Regions from separate parts of the Homo sapiens genome. Here regions 2, 3, 4 and 5 are each linked to region 1. A link is a contact called in ENCODE Hi-C or POLR2A ChIA-PET data. All regions are on one chromosome and are shown on one strand. The core of a region is the stretch at or near the end of the contact, and the rest is flanking DNA. Distances in the headings are between cores, read along the strand shown.

What was found. A loop is a pair of places that touch in the nucleus more often than their neighbours do. ChIA-PET counts read pairs that join two places held with the same protein, here RNA polymerase II (POLR2A). Pooled maps may share reads with other maps.
Region 2: POLR2A ChIA-PET joins it to region 1 with 7 read pairs in CD4-positive, alpha-beta T cell. The contact joins the promoter of EPM2A here to the promoter of BCLAF1 in region 1. POLR2A ChIA-PET finds 5 or more read pairs at or near these places in 3 of 52 experiments (CD4-positive, alpha-beta T cell, CD8-positive, alpha-beta T cell and naive thymus-derived CD8-positive, alpha-beta T cell).
Region 3: a loop to region 1 is called in a pooled map, with 18 times the contacts of the local background. The contact joins the promoter of LTV1 here to the promoter of BCLAF1 in region 1. A Hi-C loop is called at or near these places in 6 of 50 pooled maps. POLR2A ChIA-PET finds 5 or more read pairs at or near these places in 2 of 52 experiments (CD4-positive, alpha-beta T cell and activated B cell).
Region 4: a loop to region 1 is called in a pooled map, with 10 times the contacts of the local background. The contact joins the promoter of L3MBTL3 here to the promoter of BCLAF1 in region 1. A Hi-C loop is called at or near these places in 1 of 168 maps with a recorded cell type or tissue (ovary) and 7 of 50 pooled maps. POLR2A ChIA-PET finds 5 or more read pairs at or near these places in 1 of 52 experiments (activated B cell).
Region 5: a map of CD8-positive, alpha-beta T cell shows a loop between it and region 1 (15-fold over the local background). The contact joins the enhancer-like site here to the promoter of BCLAF1 in region 1. A Hi-C loop is called at or near these places in 1 of 168 maps with a recorded cell type or tissue (CD8-positive, alpha-beta T cell) and 7 of 50 pooled maps. POLR2A ChIA-PET finds 5 or more read pairs at or near these places in 2 of 52 experiments (CD4-positive, alpha-beta memory T cell and activated B cell).

The regions. Positions count from the first base shown.
Region 1 is chr6:136,288,483-136,291,281 of GRCh38, forward strand. It overlaps BCLAF1 (BCL2 associated transcription factor 1), which reads right to left and starts at 1,364. Exons shown (of 13, transcript NM_014739.3): 1 at 1,231-1,364. LOC124901408 (a long non-coding RNA gene) reads left to right here and starts at 1,532. Exons shown (of 4, transcript XR_007059784.1): 1 at 1,532-1,675. RefSeq lists enhancers at 158-754, 280-399, 755-1,351, 770-889, 836-2,035 and 2 more.
Region 2 is chr6:145,734,086-145,736,884 of GRCh38, forward strand. It overlaps EPM2A (EPM2A glucan phosphatase, laforin), which reads right to left and starts at 1,435. Exons shown (of 4, transcript NM_005670.4): 1 at 1,113-1,435. The coding sequence starts at 1,413. EPM2A-DT (EPM2A divergent transcript) reads left to right here and starts at 784. Exons shown (of 3, transcript NR_038246.1): 1 at 784-835. RefSeq lists a silencer at 910-1,499 and enhancers at 1,660-1,719, 1,730-1,779, 1,800-1,849.
Region 3 is chr6:143,841,888-143,844,686 of GRCh38, forward strand. LTV1 (LTV1 ribosome biogenesis factor) reads left to right here and starts at 1,451. Exons shown (of 11, transcript NM_032860.5): 1 at 1,451-1,593; 2 at 2,599-2,730. The coding sequence starts at 1,591. RefSeq lists enhancers at 1,255-1,304, 1,485-1,694, 1,885-1,954.
Region 4 is chr6:130,017,150-130,019,948 of GRCh38, forward strand. L3MBTL3 (L3MBTL histone methyl-lysine binding protein 3) reads left to right here and starts at 1,432. Exons shown (of 23, transcript NM_032438.4): 1 at 1,432-1,515. RefSeq lists a silencer at 1,912-2,041.
Region 5 is chr6:141,482,446-141,485,244 of GRCh38, forward strand. No RefSeq gene overlaps it. Among named protein-coding and RNA genes, the nearest start is that of GJE1, 650 kb to the right of the region's middle. RefSeq lists an enhancer at 1,177-1,316. Within about 2 kb of position 1,331, at least 16 of the 41 ENCODE cell types and tissues checked have a DNase peak (open chromatin) inside an H3K27ac peak, as active enhancers do; they include CD8-positive, alpha-beta T cell, where a contact is called at or near this core.

The DNA.
Region 1 (2,799 bases), core at 114-2,613:
CTAAAGTCGAACTGAAATGAGAATTCACAAGAGGAACAAGAAATTTTGTTTTGCTTTGTAACACCAAAAAATTTAAAAGAGGCTGTTGCAGTGAGGTACAAGTCTGAAGTAGCTCATCTTTTTCGTCAGTGTTAGCCACACTTGCTTTCAACTTCAGTCTTAATTTGTTTCCAGTTCTAAAATGCTTTTTAAAAAAGTCTGAGGTAGCAAAGTAGCTGCTGGTACTTCAGCTTGATTCTGAAGAAATAAATCTTAAAAGCGAATCAAGCCAACTCATGAATTTAAAATGAAGGCAAAGTCCAATTCGCCACTCCCACCCATTTCTCACACCAGCTGTCCACCAATCGTGGCTGCAACATTTCTGACACGACTAAATGGGCTGAATCACTTGAAAAGACTCGGCTTCGCTAGTACTCATGAAGAACCGCACTTTCAGCCGGATGGGGCAGGGCCACGCTCAGAACCACCAGCTAAGACCCAATCCTCTCGCTAGGGAACCGTAACTAGGCAACCAGCACCAGTCAACAGCGCGCGCTCGCTTCAAAACAGCAGGTTGCCGCGGGTACCGAAATTAACTCCAGAGAACCAGGGTCAGCAGCGAGAGGCAGAACAGAGCACTAAAACCTAGTAGCATCACAAAAACGAGGCATTAACTGACGGGTGGTCTGAAGCCGGAGGGCAGTTTTAAAGACCACGCGAAAAGGGGTAGACCTACTCAACGCACTTTGCTGCGGGTCACAGTTATTTTCTCAAAACCCCACAGGCCACGAAGAAAGGTGGCAGTCCCAGCCAATGAGAGGCGGACACAAGTTGCACCTCCAGCGGCCGTCGGCGCCATAGGCGGGGGAGAGAAAAATGAACGAGCGCGCGTGCGCGGAGCGTTCAGTCGGGCGCGCGCAGAGGTACGGGCTGAAGAAATGGGGGAAGGGTGGAAGAGGAAGATATGCGCACGCGCACGGGAGGCCGCGCGGGCTGTGGGTCTCCAGGCAGGTTCGCAAACACGCGCGCGCCCGCCGTTAGCACTGCTCAGCGCCCCCGCCCGGCCTTTTCGGCCCGTAGTGCCTCGAAAACCTGAGAGAAGCTAACGAAAAAACGCATAAATAACGGCGCAACGTCTCCTTGGTTCTCCTTTCGCCGCCAACCCGACACCACCCACAAAAGAGTCAAAAATATGGCCTGTCCTCGGTCTTCACTGCCCCTGGAGTAACTTGAATACATTGCGAGGCCTACCTGACACGCCGAATCGCGGTTCCGGGAATTTATCTCCGTTGCAACCACACAGCGGCCATTTCCCGACTCAAGAACGCGAGGAAAACCATAGAGCTACCTTCGACGCGCTAGCACGTCTCCGTCACTTCCGATCTGGGGCGTGGCCTCGGGTGCCGCTAAATATGCGGGCAAGCCCCGCCCACCCTTCCGCTCCGGTCCGGCTTCCTGGCTGCTATTAAGATGTTGCCTGCGGCCTTCTGGGAAGTCGCGTGGCTGGTCTCGCGGGAAGATGTGACGGCTCCGCCCTCTGGCCCGTAGCGTCAGCCTTGGCCGGAGAGGCGGTAGAGTAGGGTGGGTGTTTTGTCAGGCCTGAGTTAGCTTCGCCATACGGCGCTTTTCGCTGGTGTCTCTGCCTCGTTCTGAGTAGACCCCCTAGACCTCACCGCCGCCCCTGCGTTTTACCTCAGTAAGCTCGTCTGGTCTGTTCTTTCTGTGGGGCCGGCTCAGACCAGGCAAAAAACAAAAAGACAATCCCACACTGAGGAAAAGACCAGGAGGCAAGACGTGGCTGTAATTGCAGACACGCTGCTCCCTCAGCCAGCAAGCGCCACTTTTCCTCTTGGACGCCTAACTGGAGATTAGAAAATGTGGCTTTTGGTTTGCTATTAAATTCGGCAGACGCACTTAGTTGAAAAATGGCCACGATCTAAATCCCTTTCGTGGCGTCTGATCAAATCGGAGCTCAAGCCGCAGCAGCCGGAAACCTCTTAGGCTGCTCGTGCCAAAGAAGGCCGCCCTTCTGGCGGCGTGATGACAGCTTTACCACATCGGCAACGTTGGCATAGGCATGAAAAAATAAAGAGCACGAAGCAGTTGAGCTTTCAGCCTGTGACGATGATTTGTGGCAGCCGAGGAACACAGCCCAACGTAGCTTGGTTGTCCAGAATTATAAGTCAGATTATAAATAGGCAAGCCACATTCGATTTGAATAGAATTTAAATAACAGCCGTAGCACATTTTGCATTAATACTTCTCCGGGCTGCACTTTCTTAGGGCCTAAAACCGCTATTGCTTTGATGTTTAGAGATGTTAACTACCTTGATGGATTTCAGACTTGTAATTAGCAACCAGGGTGTCAGTGAGTGAATCGAAACTAGGATTGGGCCCTGGTTGTGAATTTAACACTGTGCTTAGAGCATTCTTTCTTCACAGTCCAGTTTACCAGCTGAACTAGAAAAACGACAACATTTTCATGGAGTGAATCGTAGGTTTTTTATTGTACAGTCTGTCCCTCACCCCATTACCACCTCAGGATGTGGACACAGAAATCCTTGGCCTTTTTGTTGTGCCCTGATGTCCCAAGCATTCGCAGGTTCTCAGAAATATTTGTTGAGTGAATGAACTATATTTAAAAAAAAAACAACTAAGGGCTCAATACACGTCTGCTATTCTGCATGTATTGGGAGTCGGGGCGCTCCCAATACATGCTGTTATTCATTTATTCAAAATACCCCAAATTGCAGGCTAGGATATTATCTTCGACCTCCCTCTGCAATTCTATTGCACATGTGTTGAAAATGAAGTATCTAT
Region 2 (2,799 bases), core at 185-2,684, 9.4 Mb after region 1:
TTCACTTCTTTGAATCCACTCTGCAGAAACACTCCCGAATGTTCAAAGATATCTGTAAAAGGAATTTCAATTAAGCCACTACTGTTTACGACAGAGGAAAACTGAAAAGAACCTAAATGCACATTGGTAGATGCAGAATAATTTGTTGCCATTTAAAATATACATCTACATGTAAAATACATATCTACGTGTAGTGACAGTGAAAGATGTCCCTAACATATTGTTAGGCAAGAAAAGCAAAAATTCAGAATTACTATACAATTTTTGTAAAAAAAAAAAGTATATGCATATATCACATACATAAATGTGTACAAGCAGTGTGCTTAAGATGTGTGGAGGAAACACTGTAAGTTTTCACTATGTACATTTCTTTATTATTATTTTACAACCAGCATGTATTGTTTTAGTATTTTAAGAAATCAGGTCATGTCTCAATTGTCATATATCTGGGATTAAAAAAGAAAAAAAAATCCAAAAAGGGAAATATTCAACGTTTTTCCATTAGTTCATTCTCAATATCTATGAAAAAAATCTAAGTAGCACATTGCTGTCTAGGATTAGCGAAAACGCTAGTTTCGTTGGTTGGATCGTTTTGGGTTTTTTTTAGTGAATTAGAGCAGGAAAATGAGGACACAAAACCCAACCAAGGCGGAGTTGGGCTGTTGAAGCCATCAGCGGCGCGCGGCCGGGCAGCCAAGGGACCCGCGAAGGGGGGGACTCGGAGGTCGAGGGGCACTCGGAGGGCGAAGGGAGCCCCGGGCGGGAGACGAAGGGCACTGGCCCGTGACGCAGGCGCGGTTGGAAAGAAGCTGAGGACTGGATGTGCGGAAACCAGGTCAGAGGGGCAGGCAACAGAGTGGGCGGGAAGGCGGCCGGGAGCGCTATACGGGTCTAGGGAATCAGTAGGAAGCCGGAGGCGCGGCTGGCGGCGACAGCGTGGCCGGCAGAGCAGGGTCAGCCCAGGTCGCCCGGGGAGTGCGCAGGGACGCGGGCAAAAAGCCCGGGACGCGCGCCGCCGGGGCCTGCGGGGCCTGCCCGAGGCCGAGGCCCCGGTTGGGGGTGCGGGCCGGAGCTCCCGCTCTGCGCCGGGGGCAGGCGTCTGCTGGCAATACCTTCCCAGGAGAGCTCTCCTCCCGGCTCCCGCTTCAGGAACTTGTACCAGAACGTGTCCACGCGGCCCGGCTCCGCCCCGTCCTGCGCCGCCTCCTCGGCCGCCAGCTCCACCTCCCCGAGCCACAGGCCCGGCTCCTGCAGGGCCAGGGCCCCGTCGCCCGCCGCGGTGCCGGCCGGCCTCAGGCGGACGGCACCGCGCGGCTCCCAACGCCCCAGCTCGGGCCGCGACCCCACCACCAGCAGCTCCGGCCGGGCGCCGGCCACGGCGGGTGGCACCACCACCCCAAAGCGGAAGCGCATGGCGGGCGGCGGCGGCGCGAATACCCGGGCCCGGAGTCCCCGCGGCCGGCAGGCGCGGCCCGAGCACTAGGCGGCCGCAGCGATTGGGCGGTGGTGTGGGAGCCCCGGGCACCGGGGAGAACACGTGCTGTTCTGCGCCTTCTTTGGGATGCATCACGCGGCTCCCGAGCCCAGACTTCGTCCAGGCCGGCGGGAAGGGGTCAGCGGAGCCGCTAGCTGCCTCTTTGTGCCCCGCAACCCCGCGGGCGGTTGATTTCCACCTGTGGGCGCTGGGGACACGCGACCGGAAGAAATGGAAGAGAAAACGGGGTTCGGGGAGGGAGGAAAACTTCTAAGCCAGGCGATCGTCCAGTTCTCTCTCCAAGAGACTGGAAATTAACTTTATGAGGATCATAAGGAAGGGAATGACCTCTAGACAGCCGCCTTCTAATTGTGAAACGGGGGAAGATCTTGGACCTGGTCTCTGGAGCGCTCCCTATCTTAACCAAGTCACTTACTCTAGCAGGTCTCAGGTTCTTTGTCTGTAAAATGAGGGTGTAAAATAATGATCTTTCTAGACCCTACGAGCTCTGAAGGATCTCTGATTGGTGGAGATCACCCAAGACCCGGAGCTGATGCAAAACATTACCTACCATTCCCTTGTCTGAAAAGCCACATCAACTTTCTTTTTTCAAAAACTATATTTTTAGTATGTGTAAAGTAAGTTTGGAGTAAATACTTTCAAGTCCTTTTCAAGGTCAAAACAAAAACTAATTCTGTGACTACAAATGTATGCTTTTTTTTTTTTTTTTGAGACAGAGTCTCGCTCTGTCCAAATGTATGCATTTTTAATGGAGTAAATTAAAAAAAAAAACCTTTGTTTAAAATTTACTTTCAGCAAAAGTCAGCATTATTTTTTCAACTTAAAACCTTTTTGGGTTTTAAGTTGAAACAGGTTTTTTAGCTGTCTGGCCCAAATCCAAAATACGTATATCTTGGTGGGGAACTTCAATTTGTCTCTGCCATAAGACAAACGAATGTCCTGATACTTTTTGATTCTTTAACAAAATTATCCTTGTATTCTTAGGTTTATATATTCACTAACATTTAACATAACACAAATCTGTTACGTGAATTAAAGACACACAAAGGCATTTTTACCAGTGTTTGGAAGTTTGTGAATAGTAAAGGGGAACAGGCCAAAATTTCATGCGTTGAGGATATAAGTAAAACAGAAAGTGCAAAAATGTAAACTACACAAACTCAATCTCTTGTGGAACAATTAGAAAACTAATAATACATTTTACTCTTGAATGTTGATATTCCACTCGAAGTTTGGTTGGTTGCTAAGCTTAAGGATAAACACTATGAAAAATGTGAAGACAGAAGGGCTGGCCAAACACAGCT
Region 3 (2,799 bases), core at 201-2,700, 7.6 Mb after region 1:
TGAGATGATTCAGATAAAGTGCCAGAACATTAATTCATTTAAATAAATACTTACTGAGCATATATGCCCCATGCATCAGGCCCCTGATGATACAGCAGTAAGTACAACTGATTGAAAGGAAATGAAAACTGCCCCCTTGGATCTTTTAATTCTATATAATGAATAATAACAACGAATCTCTGGCACATAGGAGTGCTATGTATTATCTCTGTTACAAAGCAATATCCTAAGACAAGTTTTATGGTCCTAACCTAAATTATTTCTATATATATATATTTTTGAGACAGAGTTTCGCTCTTGTCGCCCAGGCTGGAGTGCAATGGCATGATCTCAGCTCACTGCAACCTCTGCCTCCCGGGTTCAAGCTATTCTCCTGCCTCAACCTCCCAAGTAGTTGGGATTACAGGCACCTGCCATCACACCTGGCTAAGTTTTGTATTTTTAGTAGAGACGGGGTTTCACCACGTTGGCTAGTCTGGTCTTGAACTCCTGACCTCAGGTGATCCACCCGCTTCGGCCTCCCAAAGTGCTGGGATGACAGACATGAGCCACCGCGCCTGGCCTATTTCTATAATTTTTACTGTAATAAAAGAATAATACTCCACAAATACTTACAGTGATAATGCCTACGGCATAAAGACACAATCCAGGGTAAGCCATTCATTGAGAGGTCACCAGAAACTGGGAAGTTGGGGAAACAAATTTGAAAAAAAGGTCTGCTGATGAAAGTGACTGCATTTACCACACACTTTCGTCCAAGAAAAGCTATGTGAGTACGCCAACGCCGGCCTGAAATCTTCCTAAGAATGCGTGCTTATAGCCTATTTGTTTAAACAGGGGGAGAAAGTTAACATTCAAACACCAGAGATTCTGAATATATTTTATTAGTTCAAATGCCTCTACAGTTAACAGAGTCTCGGGGGTTTGGTTAACAGGGCAGATGAAAGCAGTTCATGAAACAGTGGAAAATATAACCTGATCAAGTCTGATGCAGTCTATAAAGGCAAGGCCCCAGCCTCCGTTGCTACGGCAACCGACTCCGCCCCCACCCGGAGAGGGAACCTGAAACTTGGCGACCCCAGCACCCCAGCGGGGTGGTCGCCTCCCTTCCGTGTCCGCGGCTTTGTTTTTTATGGTTGGGAATAGGTAAGGGACACAAGTCAAGGGGGATGCTAGATTCGTCCCCTCTGGTCTCCGTAGAGGGAGCTATAAAAGGTTCGTCCACAAGCAGAAACCCCTCTGTGGCGCCTCAACGTTAAGGACCCCCACGATTCCCTTTGCCCGGCGGGAGACTAAAGGCCGGAAAAGTACAGCCCGCCCAGGGGTGGGAGCCGAGCTAGCCCCACCTCCCGGTGGCTTCTCGCGATCGTGGAGACGCAGCGAGCCTATGTAACTTCCGGTCGCGACCCATCAGCTCCTCGGCGATTGGTCCGTTTCCACGGCCGGCTGGGTGACGTTATCGCCGGGTCCTGGGGCTGCACGTGTGGTGAGGCCTACAGAAGCGGCCTTCAGCTGGACCTTGGTCTCCCCGCCGGACTTCGAGGGTGTCATCGCCGCCCCTGTTGGGGGTGAGCGCCGCGCGGCTGCAGCATGGTGAGCAAGCCTTGCTTGTTTCGGCGGCCGAGCGCTGTGGTTTTGCAGAGGCCAGGCTGCTTCCGGTAATACCTTGGCTACTGCGGCCCGGGTCTGGGTCATGCCAGAGGCTGCTTGCGGCACGGTACCCCGAAATGGGCCAACGTCACCACCGTGGGCATTCTTTGCAAGTTACAGTCTCCCACCGCCGAGCCTCCCTGGGATGTGGCCCGGAGAGGAGAATGGCCTTTTTGTTTTATCCCTGGGAGCCTGCAGCCCTGCGTGATTTCGGTTAACTAAAAGCTGGTGACTGCCGACACAAACGCGCAACCCTGTGCTTCTTGGGGTCGAGCAGAGGGAGCTGCTGGTCTCCCTCAGCGTTGGAGTGGCAGGTGTCTGCCTGTCTGTTTCCTCTGAGAAAGGGAACTTGTGGGAGAGCATAAGGTTGGGCCCAAAGTAAAGCCACTTAATTGGTTTCCCAGTTTAGAGAATCAAAATTGAATAGCGAAGTAAGAATGTAGAAAGAGGTGATGGATCTTATTAAACTTTAGCTGTTTGTGTCGTGATTTTATTTACTGGTTGGTAGATGCTCTGTGTGGAGCTGTCTACTCCAGATTATGTTGTGGCAGGCTTCTTGTCATTCTAGTTCAGTCGGCCAGGGGCCTTCCCTGAGCAGCCAGTGTAAAGTAGCTTTTAAGGCATTTTCACGTCACTGTCTTATATTTTCTTCACCGGAAATTATCTTGATTTTCTTGCTAAGAACAGGGACTTTATCTGACTTTCCCACTTCTGTATTCTCAGTTCCCATAACAAGGTCTGGCACAAAGTAGGTGCTCAAGGAATGTTTGTTGAAGGAAGGTTAAGTATGGATTCTGCAGAACACAGCTGATGTTGCCTGCCCTAGAAGTGTAGATTTTTAAAAAGTATCTTTAACATGACTACTAAAGATGCATGTGTGGACTATGGAATTATTCTCCGTCTTTTTGTTCTGTTTTAATTAATTGTTGTGATTTTGTTCCTTTGAAGCCTCACAGGAAGAAAAAGCCCTTTATAGAGAAGAAGAAAGCTGTGTCTTTTCACTTGGTCCACCGGAGCCAACGAGATCCTTTAGCAGCAGATGAGAGTGCACCCCAGAGGGTTCTATTGCCCACACAAAAAGTAGGTCCTGTTCTTTAGCCAGTCAGTTTGTAGGTAGACAATAGTTTTTTTTTTCTTTTTTTTTTTTTA
Region 4 (2,799 bases), core at 182-2,681, 6.3 Mb before region 1:
GATCATCTACAGCTCTCACTACCCAGCCTTCTCTACTTCACACCCCTCAGCCAACGGCTGTTCAACGTATGAAGCATTTTATAAGTTCATTTCAGCTTCACAGGATTTGTCCGTTTGTTCTGGAGTACATGTTAAGGCATATGGCCTGATTTTTGGTTTGGAGAATTTGGTCACTACACCAACATTAGATATATCGGGTGGTCTGCTTCTATAGGGTAATTTCATGGTCCTAAGGAAAGAATTTAAGAGTTTATGTTCTGAAACTGGTTCAAGAAACATTCCTTAAGTGAAAAAATTCAATCAAGAATAATATTCCCTACACTGGAGAAGGATTTTTAATATAGAACTTCCATCTGTGATATATTTAAATTCTAGGCCTCAGGCAGCAGTTTCAGAAAAGGGCCTCCTTTACCCTTTATTAGATGCAAAATAGTCTACTCTGGGGATGGGAACTTCCTTTTACCTCCCCCCCCCCGCAAAATCTAAGACATGCTTCCCTCATTCCTAAAATCACACATGCTTTTTTTTTTCACACAGCAAACTCTGCTATTGACATCAAAATGTTTATCAAAACTTTAATTACTCGAATTATTTTGTAAGTACTCCTATTAAGTGGAAAAGACCAGTGAAGCTGTCCAAACGGCGGCCCGCAGTCAATGCGCCGAAAGCTGTCAATACTGAAATGTAATACTCTCTTGATCTAGTTTTGACGCTTTAACAAAGACAGGTTTTGCCATTTAGGACCGCTCAGCCATCTTGACTGAATACCTTAAGAGGGTAGTCCTGGACCTGCTTATTGCCAAGGGACTTTCACAGTGTTCTAAGTTACTGTAGGAATCTCAGCCTATTACTCGACAGAGGCCTAACATGTTGGAGCTGTCAATAAAGATCCGCACTTAGGAAGCGGAAAGAAGGCACAAGTTTTATATGCACACTTTCTTTATTATGCATTGTTCCAGCCATCAAAGAGAGGGAGATTGTACTCTCCCAAAGCTTACAACTTTGTTACTTTTCATGACCTGTAGCATGTATTTAGCCTTTGGGCAGTGTTTGTGCAAGACTAAGGCCCACTCTTTAATGGCTGAATGCATACATTTCACAGCACATGGTGGATTCGCTGCTCTGAGAATTGCCTTTAAAAAAAGTAAAGTGAAAAATAGACAAAGAAATCTGGAACCTTAGCAGTGTTTCCTATTTGTTTGGACTGTTCTTGAACCAGCTCTGAGGCGGTGACCGGGCTATTGAAAAGATGCACCTGAAACAGGATCTGCGGGCAGCTGCATTTGCCACCCGGCTTTATTGCTGCTTTCCAGCGGCGAAGGCGCAGCAGCAGTAACAGGGAAGCCAGAGCGAGCCTCCCCGGCAGCGGCGGCGGCGGCGGCGGCACCGGCACCAGCGCAGTTTCCCCTCTCCCCAGCCCTGACTCTACGCGCACATGCGCATTGCGCCCGCAGCCCTGGACCATTTGTCAGGACTACTCGTGAGACGGAGAAAAAAAAAAGAGAAAATTTGGGGGTAAGAAGCGGTTGATCGGATCTAATCTCTAATTAATCTGAAGATTTGTCCGTGCAAAAGCCATTCATTTATTTTTCTGGGTGAGGATGAAAGTTAAGAGCCCTATAGAGGGAAGGAAGCGCACCCTCGTCTTGTGAAACAGATCAGGGGAGGGGAGGGACAGAAGGGGTTTCTCCCCCACTTCTCTGCGCCTCTGGGAAAGAGGAGAAAACTTAATCCCGGGGAAAAAAGTGGGCAAGTGACTCGGAAACGGCTGGAGGGGGAGTCTCTGGGCATCTCACTCTGAAGTAGTGAGTGCGAGTGTGAAAGAGGAACAAAAGAGAGAGAAAAGAGAAAGGAAAAAATGGGGGGAGGAGAGACTTGTATTTTTTTCTTTGCGCGCACACGGGGAAGGGTGTGGGGGGCCGTGCGGAAGGGAGCCGGGGCGAGGCGGCCGCGTTGGGCTCAGGCTGGCGCGCAGGCGGCGGGATGCGTGTGGCCCCCTCCCCCGCGCCCCCCGAGCTTGTCACTTTGGTCGCTTTCGTGACACCGGGCGCGGGGTGGGGGAGCGCGGCGGCGCCGGGCTCCACCGGGGTGCGTGTCCGGGTGGGCGCCGCGGAGCCGCAGCCCAGGCGGCGAGCGCGGCCGCCGAGGCGGGGGGCGCCGGCGGGGGGCGCGGGGGCGGCCGGGGCCGCGGATCGGTGCGGCGGGAGGCGCGAGCCCCGCGCGCCGCCCCTGCGGCCCCCTCCGCCCGTGTGGCCTTTGTGCCGGGCGCGCACCGGAGAGCGAGCGAGCGGGCGGGCGAGCGCGAGAAGTACAAGTACGGGAGACCGAGGCAGTGGGAAAAGAGGCCGGGCCACTTTCTCCCCTTTCGGGCTGCGGAGAATGGACTGGTTGAATGTGCAGGCGCGTCTCCCCGGCGTGTGCTGTGTGTGTGCGCGGCGGAAAGGCCTGCCCGACTCCCACCGCGCACACGCACACTCACACGCACGCACACACACGGACCCGCGGCGGGGCTCGGCGGCCGAGAGTTTGCGTGGCTTCCTCGCCGCCTCCCTCTTCCCAACCGAGTGTGTGAGAATTTCATATAGATCAGCTCCAATTTCCGCCATTTTGGGAAAGTTGCACAAAAATAAACCCTCCGGTTTATTTCTGCCCGAGGCAGGAAAGTGCTTTGGGAAGCGAGGCGGCGCGGGCCCGCGGCGGCCGTCCGCGCGGGAGAGGGCGCGGGCCGCGGGCCGGGCCGGGAGCCCGCGCCGTCGCGGCGTTCGCCCCGCGCCGTGCCGCGCCGCGCCGGCCCGGGTG
Region 5 (2,799 bases), core at 81-2,580, 5.2 Mb after region 1:
GGAAATATTCATATACTAATATATTTTATGTAATAATATTAGAAGAGGAAGAACCTATATTCACATATTAATTATCATTTTTCTCACAAAGAAATAGAGATAAACCAAGACTAAGACATGGTCCCAAGATCACACAGCAATTAAGATTCAGTCCTTATTTACTATTCATTTCATTCTCTGAAACTGCAATTATATTTGCTTTCAAAGAATGTTCCAGAAAAATATAAGTGTAGAAAAAGAATAATATAGACATTAATTTCACTAAATAATATAAGCATTTTTTTTTTCTTTTTCTATCAGCTGAAAGCAGCCTAGGAGTGTTAATCCTCTTGGTGTTTCTCAACCAGACTCTTTTGCATGATAAAACAATTTTACTCTCATTGGTCTATTCTAGCATTTAAGTTAATTTTCCAACCATCTAAATTCCAAGTGTGCACCATAGAGGTTGAGCTTTTCTATCCATCTGCTACACCAATACCGTCCAGTCTATGCCAATGATTGAAGGGTATAAAAAAAGGGCCGTGTGGTCGTTTCAGTTTTGTTTTGTTTTGCAATGCAGACGCACTTGGAGCAGCAGGTCAATGAATTCTGGGAACTGCATCTTTTTGACACATGAGACCTTTGCAGAATGAATCAAAGTTAAATCCCATGAATAAATGCTAGTGTTTAATAATCATTCCGTTTATGGAAGCTTTATTGTGAATTCATAAAAGCAAGGACAATATTTCCTTGCAAGTCCACAAATCACCATCATAAGCAAGGCAATCGTGAATAAACTGAGCTGGACTGCATAGCCTCTTTGGCAGTTGCTAGTATTTAAATATGGATGGGAGAAGCAAAGACTAGGAGAAGTTGTCCTAAAGCAAGCAAATGACAGCTCCCACAAATAAAGGGAAAAATGTTAAAACAATAAACAAAAGAGAAACAATTACTTGCTCATTACAAACATGTCATATTGCATTCTTTATTTTGATTGTGGAAAATTAGCCATTGACTACCAGGAACAATTGATTTTCCTTCACAGCTGTTTTCTAATTACATCTGAACACTGAAAATTCTAGTGCAGCCATTCAGCTGTACAAAGAGAATTTTCTTTTATTATTTTTGCTATTGCTGCAAGCTCTGCCCAGAAGCATGACTATAGTTAGATGATCTGTACTGTATATATGTGGTGTTTGTATTAAAAGCCATGCTTTTCAGGGATGTTATAAGAACTCAAATATTTTAAATTACATAGGGCAGAACTTGGTGTACAAGCTGTTTTGCCCAGATGCTATTACGTAGCTTTCTCTTTCTTTTTGCCATCAAAACAAGGAAGAAGATAATGAAGATAGCTTAAATCGGTACATCCGTTTCTTAGTCACTGCATAGTCGTCAATTGGATCTATTTTTGTCATTGTGGCTTCTGATGAGTGTTTTGGCACAGTCTTACTGGGAGGGTGGAGGGTGATGGGCAGTTTCCTGTCAGTTAATTCTGTGGGTAAATTCTAAGCAAAGAGCATGGAGATTATTAACAGGCAGGATTCCAAGGTTTCAGAGAAGCAATTGAAATTTTTGGATGCTTCTCTTCAAACGCTTTAGAATTTTCCTCAAAATGATTTCAGTTTTAAAATATGGCCAGAAATATGAAACTTGCCCTTGGGAGTTTTCTAGGACTTGCGGTTAGTGAGTTCTGGAAAAATAGTTAAGATACTTCCTTCAGAGTTTAGGGTCTCTGATTAATCTTTACCATAATTTAGGTGAAATCAGCTCAGCAATGTTAACAATTCAGCAAAAATAAAGTGAAACCTTAAAATGTTTTTTTTCCAATGGAAAAAAAAACACAACATTTCAAGCCTGGGTTATTAAAGCAAAAACTGGGAGCTCTTATTTATTTACTTATTTATTTTAATTTTTTTAATTTATTTTTATTTTTTGTAGAGACAGGGTCTCACTATGTTGCCCAGGCTGGTCTACCACTCCTGGCTTCAAGCGATCATCCTTCCTCGGCCTCCCACAATTCTGGGATTACATACGTGAGCCACCACACCCGGCCAGCTCTTTGTTGCCATTTATTAAATATTTGCCCTCTTTAGAGGTAACTTTAATCAGGTATCTGTTCACTGGATGGCAATTTTTTAAGTCTTTGATCAAAACTCTAACCTCTGTAGTTCCTGTAGTAACGCAGTGTAACTTGAAATTTGCCATTTTACTTGGAAGGCTCAAAGATTCCTCAATGGCCCATCTTATTTTAGTATTTCCTTTGCCAAGATTAAGATTGAGGTGATGATTGTTTAATTAAATTAAATTTGGCTTGAGGCTGTCTCGGTACCGTAGGTCCCTACATAACAAACTACAATTTAACTAAACAAACTGAAAGCCTAATTTAGGAGTATATATTGTAACAAATTGCTAGGTCTCAGCCAGTCACAGCCGACTAGCTTCAGCCAATCACAGGCTGCCAATTGATCAGACCATGTCCAAACAAGTAAAAAATGCTAAGCTGTAACCAACCAGTTTCTGTACCTTACTTTCATTTTCTGTCCATATGTACTGCCTACCTACTTTGCAGAAGTGAGATCTCTGAACCACTCTGCTGGCTCTTGAGAGCTACTGGATTCCCAAATAATTCTCTGCTTCATTAAACTCCTTTAAATTTGTCTAAAGATTTCCTTTTAATACATTTCATCTCATTTTTATTTTTCTAAATTTTGATAACTTTCATTGACTTTTATCATAAAAATCAAGTCTAATACAAAATAAAACAATATAAAAATAAATGTATTGAAATTATATCAATTTTATTTCCTGACATATTTT